Regions from separate parts of the Homo sapiens genome. Here region 1 is linked to region 2. Evidence: chromatin contacts called from ENCODE Hi-C or POLR2A ChIA-PET data. All regions are on one chromosome and are shown on one strand. The core of a region is the stretch at or near the end of the contact, and the rest is flanking DNA. Distances in the headings are between cores, read along the strand shown. Region 1 overlaps ACTN1 (actinin alpha 1). Region 2 overlaps RAD51B (RAD51 paralog B).

Evidence for each region. A loop is a pair of places that touch in the nucleus more often than their neighbours do. ChIA-PET counts read pairs that join two places held with the same protein, here RNA polymerase II (POLR2A). Pooled maps may share reads with other maps.
Region 1: a loop to region 2 is called in a map of mammary epithelial cell, with 2.8 times the contacts of the local background. The contact joins two enhancer-like sites. A Hi-C loop is called at or near these places in 1 of 168 maps with a recorded cell type or tissue (mammary epithelial cell) and 1 of 50 pooled maps. POLR2A ChIA-PET finds 5 or more read pairs at or near these places in 2 of 52 experiments (A673 and HEK293).

The regions. Positions count from the first base shown.
Region 1 is chr14:68,946,666-68,949,365 of GRCh38, forward strand. All of the region lies in intron 1 of ACTN1 (actinin alpha 1), which reads right to left. Among named protein-coding and RNA genes, the nearest start is that of ACTN1, 31 kb to the right of the region's middle. RefSeq lists an enhancer at 1,424-1,972. Within about 2 kb of position 1,291, at least 19 of the 41 ENCODE cell types and tissues checked have a DNase peak (open chromatin) inside an H3K27ac peak, as active enhancers do.
Region 2 is chr14:68,142,215-68,144,914 of GRCh38, forward strand. The region is part of intron 7 of RAD51B (RAD51 paralog B); the gene reads left to right. All of the region lies in intron 2 of LOC105370546 (a long non-coding RNA gene), which reads right to left. Among named protein-coding and RNA genes, the nearest start is that of RAD51B, 320 kb to the left of the region's middle. Within about 2 kb of position 1,262, at least 24 of the 41 ENCODE cell types and tissues checked have a DNase peak (open chromatin) inside an H3K27ac peak, as active enhancers do.

The sequences.
Region 1 (2,700 bases), core at 41-2,540, 800 kb after region 2:
ACTGGGGCCCTGGTTTTCAGAAGGCACACCTGGGGAAGCATCCTAGTGGGGCTCAGGGCTCTGTCCCACCATCCATCCCCCACTTAGTCTCTGCAGGTTCCCAAGGCCATCATGGAGGCCCTCAGCCCTCACCTCCTTCCTGTCACTCCATCTCTCTCCATCCCCACCTTCACCTTTTCCATGCTTTAGTGGAATGTTTGCAGGCACAATGGACACACATCACTGGGAGATCTCAGTTCTAAATCTGCTTCCACCACAAGGAGCTCAGGGCCTCAGGCCAGCCCCTTCAAGCTTCAGTCTCACCTGCAAAGTCTCCCACTTTCCAAGGGGCCATACTTGTCTCATTCCAATGGGCCCCCGTGAAGATGGAATGACACAGCAACTGGCAGAGCAATCTGAGGGAAACGGCATTTCCCAGACTGGCCCGATTATAAAAAAGGTTAAAAGTAGAGACCCCTCACCCCAACAACCACCATTCTGGTTCAGGAGTTCTGGGATGGGACTCACAGATTGGTATTTTAACAAGTAACAAGTACTCCATGTGAATCCTATAATCAGGCAAGTTTGGGCAACTCTGGGCTACAGAAATGTATATAGGAAGTCTGTCTCACCACACCTCTGTGTGGAGAAGAATGGTTCGCTAAAAGCACCCCTTGGCCCATCCACACACAAAATAACAACACACTTAGGGAGCCTACCAGGTATGGGATGCCAGCTTGGGTGGTTTACATCCATCATCTCATTTAGTCTCGGCAACAACTCTGCAAGACAGATTGTCTTTTTACAGAGGAAGAAACTGAGGCTCAGAATAAGGACCAGCTCAAGGACACAGCAAGTCAGACAGCAGAGCTTGCCTCCACACCAGTGCTGCTGGCTCCAAAGCTGGGTTCTCCCTAACACTCTGCAGTCTCTGCAAGGTGAAGTCTTCTGCAGGGAGGGGCCGAACACAGAATGCAGCTCCAAGCAGGGTTCCCGTTCCTATTCCCTCCCCCAAGCCTGGACAGGCCGGTCCCAATCATCCCACAGGAGAAAGGGGCATCCTACTGCATGGAAAGAGAAGCTCTTATTTTCTGTCCCCAAATATGAGGAATATGGAGGTCCTGGAGCCTATCATCTAAAAAGGGAAGTAGGACCCACCTATGAAACTGTCAAATAGCAATCCGGAGCAGTGGGAGTTCTGAGCCACAATGCCTGGTGCTGGAGTGAGGGGCTCCAAGGAAGGGAGTGCGAGGTCAGAGAACACGGTGTATCTGGAATGAAGCCCAAGGCACCGCCCTCATCACACACGCACATAATCCCTGCTTAGAGCACACAGCCGGCCCAAGCCAGAGTTTAGCAACTCCCATCTCCCTGGGGAGGAAGCAGTTTCCTTCTGCAGGGGAAGCTGCTGCCACCCAACCAGACAACCTCACACGCAGCCTCTCCCAGGGGAGTAGGGCTTGGATGGACAGAAAGCACACAGAGGTCCTAGGAAGTTGGCCTTCTGCAGGGAGTCCCCCCCAGGCCCTTCCACTTAGCAGAGGCACAACGGTGACAAAAGCTGACATTCACTGACACTTACCTACGCACTTTATAACAATGACCCCATTTACTCTTCACAACAAGCTTATTAAGAAGTAGGGTTTTCTGGCTGGGTGCGGTGGGCTCACGCCTATAATCCCAGCACTTTGGAAGGCCAAGGTGGGTGGATCACCTGAGGTCAGGAGTCCAAGACCAGCCTGACCAACATGGTGGAACCCCCGTCTCTACTAAAAATACAAAAATTAGCCGGGCATGGTGGCGAGCGCCTGTAATCCCAGCTACTTGGGAGGCTGAGGCAGGAGAATGGCTTGAACCCGGGAGGCAGAGGTTGCAGTGAGCCGAGATTGCACCGCTGCACTCCAGCCTGGGCAAAACAGCAAGACTCCATCTTAAAAAAAAAAGAAGTAAGGTTTTCTGATCCCTATTTTAGAGACGGAAAAACAGGCTCGAGAGGGTTAAGTAAGCCGGCTAGCAAAGAGCAGGCCCCAAACCAAAAGCCAGGAGTTCTCCAATGCCAAATCCCAAATTATTTTCATGGCCTCTCTTTCTCTGTAACTGGGCATCCAGGAAGTACAGGCTACCAGACCAGCCACTACCAGGCCACAAAGAAAAACAACCAGCAGCTCTGCTCTCAGAGAGCTGTGATCTAGCTGACAGAACAGACACACTGCCTCCTGAGGCGCACGGGGCACCCAAAAGACAGCCACGTGCAGATCTCTGCCAGGGGGTCAAAGCAGCTCATAATGAAGCTCGAACCAGTGAGCCCACAGAGACCAGTCAGCTGTGCACAGGGCTCTAGCGAGGAGCTGCTCTGGGGCCCAACTTGGTGAAAGCAGGCATCAGGACAGGAGCTCCTGCTCTGTTAGCAAGAAATAGAATTTTCCTCCAAAGGAAGCTAGGAAGTTTTGCATTAGTCTCTGTAATTAACGGGCCAAAAATCTTTTTCACACTAACCCTCTGGGAGAGCCTCGGAGAGAAAAACAGCCCAGGACAGGAAGAACTGGAGGCAGGGGTGGGGGAGGTCATAAGAAGAATGGGCCTCTAGGTCCCAAAGTAAGCTCGGGGTCCCCGTGCCTCCCCAGGGCTCCCAGAAGCTGCATCCCCCTTCCCCAAGTCCAAAACACGAGGAGGTCAGGAGGAAGGAAGGGTGGGGACCTGGCCCAAAAAGGCCCTTCTGCA
Region 2 (2,700 bases), core at 12-2,511:
ACAGTTTGAGGAAAGAAGATAGATTGCTTTGTTATGACCTTACATGCAGATTGATTTACATCTACCTACCCCTCCACTCTCAAACTCCTTTTCAGAGTTAGACTCTTTTAAGCCCTTTAAGGGTTACGTATTTCTGAGTATGTGATTTCTGTCAATATCAGAAATTATTTCCATTGGCAAAAAAAGTTATGAAATGATTTCTATAATATAGGTTTACTTTTGTTGCAAGTAACTTTTCATTCTTTATGTTTTTCTTTCTTTCAAATGAAAATATTATCTTCTATATTTAAATTTGTTCCTTGAGTTAGAAATATAATATTTTAAATCCATGCTTAATTTAATTTAGAAGACATCTCCAAGGCCTAAAATTGACTTGCTGTTTTGTAAATCAACATGACAGGATAAACAGAGGCCATAGTTTATTTGGGAAGCAGCATGATCGTCATGATTTAATAATAGTGATAATTATATGTAATAAGTAAAAGTAGGAATCTAAGTTTTATGAAGATGGTTTTTAATGCCATGTGTTTTGCTTGGTTTTAGTTTGGGTCTTTTCTCTGAGTGCTGTTCTGTGCCTCCACATTTGTTTCTCTTTTTGGAGACCACACATTTTGGATAATTACTTACCAAACTTATATGCAAATTATTGATGAGAGTCAGAACACATCACAGTTTTTATCAAGTCTCCACTAAAAAAGGGGTTGGGGGCTTGCAGTGAGCTGAGATGGCACCACTGCACTCCAGCCTGGGCGACAGAGCAAGACTCTGTCTCAAGGAAAAAAAAAAGGCGCGGAGGGCGAGGGGGTGGGGGGGGAGTTATTATGCTGTCTGAGATGGAGTCCTAAAGGAACACTGTGATTTCTGTGGACAGGTGACTGGCTGGATGGGGATGAGAGAGCTGGGTACTTGTCCCAACTTTGCCACTTTCTAAGTTTTGGTGTGTTTTTAGCATGTCACCTTACTTCTCTTAGCTGCTATTAGTGTCCCCATCTGTAAAATCAGTCTGATCAGGCTGGGTTAGATGATCTCCAAGGTCTTTTACAAATCATCTAATTCTATAGCTTGTGTAGTCTTCTGTCAGGATTTCTTGTTCTTGAAGTCCCTAGTTGACAGATAATGGTGTGGAAGGAAATGATACATGGCAGAGTCCTGAATGACCAAAATGGACTTTGTCCACACTTATGTGCTAATCTCCAAAGAAGAAGAAAATACAAATGGGCCAGCGGCCAAACATGAAAATGGTGACAGTGAGCAAAACATTGAAGCAGACAGCTGAAAGCTTCATTTCCTGGCCCGGCTGCCATGAGAAATGCTGTGCTTGCCAAACCCTTCAGGCTGTCAAGGCCAGAACTTTGGCTAGCTCTTATTTTGAGCTCCCCCCATACCACACACACAAACCACACAGGAAAATTGTCTCTCTCCCTTTATATTTGTGCCTTTTGGCTACACTTCTATTTATGCCAAGTCCTTGCCTAATCTCCTTCCTTCCAGCTGTCACTATACTCTGCCTGTTGCTTTCTGGGGGCTTTGAAAAGCAGCTGCAACCTTCAGAGGAAGCGCAGGGTGGTTGGCATTGGTGGAAGGGTATTGTAAGTGTGTGTGGACTCTATCAGAACCAACCGTCACTTTTACCTGGTTTATGGACAGTCCAAACAGTGTTCTCACTCTCTTTCCTTGGCAAATGTTAGAACTGATGGCTTTATTTTTTTCTCCCTCCCTTCATCTTCAGGGATTTTTTTTTTCTCTTCTACATTACTCAGCCTTTTTGTCTGTGAACATCCTGTGGAAGATTTCATTTATCTTAGGTTCTTTGGCCAGGCTGCTCATCATCTTTTTTTTCCACATAAAACATATTTACCTAATGAGAGAACTTAAGATGGATAACCAGAGCCTCTGTACTCTCTCACAAGCCTAGAAATTTGACACTTTCTCAATTCTGACAGTTCATCCCAAACCATTGGCCTCCTAAGGCCCAGAGAGCTCTTGGTCATTTGCTGTCTGTCTAGCCCCAGCTGTTGGAGAACTAGCTTAGGTGTACTTTCACCCCTGGCCTGTGTTGTTTCCCCACAGAGCTTGTCTGCATATGTCTCATATTGGCTCTTAGTGAGGGCGGCTGAGCAAAGAGGCACTTGGTTGTCATCATTTTAGAAAATCAAGGAAGAATCTCAGGAAGCCTGATTGAAGAATCTTGGCTCAATATAGGGGAACACCATGTACTATGAAGGTTTTAAGTTATTGCGCTTGCACAGACTGACTTTGTGGCCTTAATATGGAAAGCAAAACAAGATTAAAATCTCACACAGTCATTGTCTTTTGTAGTAGAGCATTGTCTTTTGTTGATGAGTAGAGCTTTTTGAGATACAATGAGTTGTTCTCTGCTGCTCTTTCTGGAAACTTCGTTAACTATCTTGCCCTATACCTGGCAGTGCCAACCCACATTTCTGTTTATATAAAAGGAACTCCATATCCTCTTCAGAAGCTAGTAAACAAAAAAACCTCAAAGCATATCTGTATTGGGGTTTGTCTATGTTTTCTCATGTCTGTATTTTGTGTTTTATTTAAAATAATTAAAATGTTAATTGATTTTAACTTCAAACAGATGAATTTGTTTGCTAAAATTCTTTTTTTGATGGGATCTTGTTTACCTTTTTGTATACTATATAAAGTCTTTTTTATTCATATTGGGAAGATAACACTACA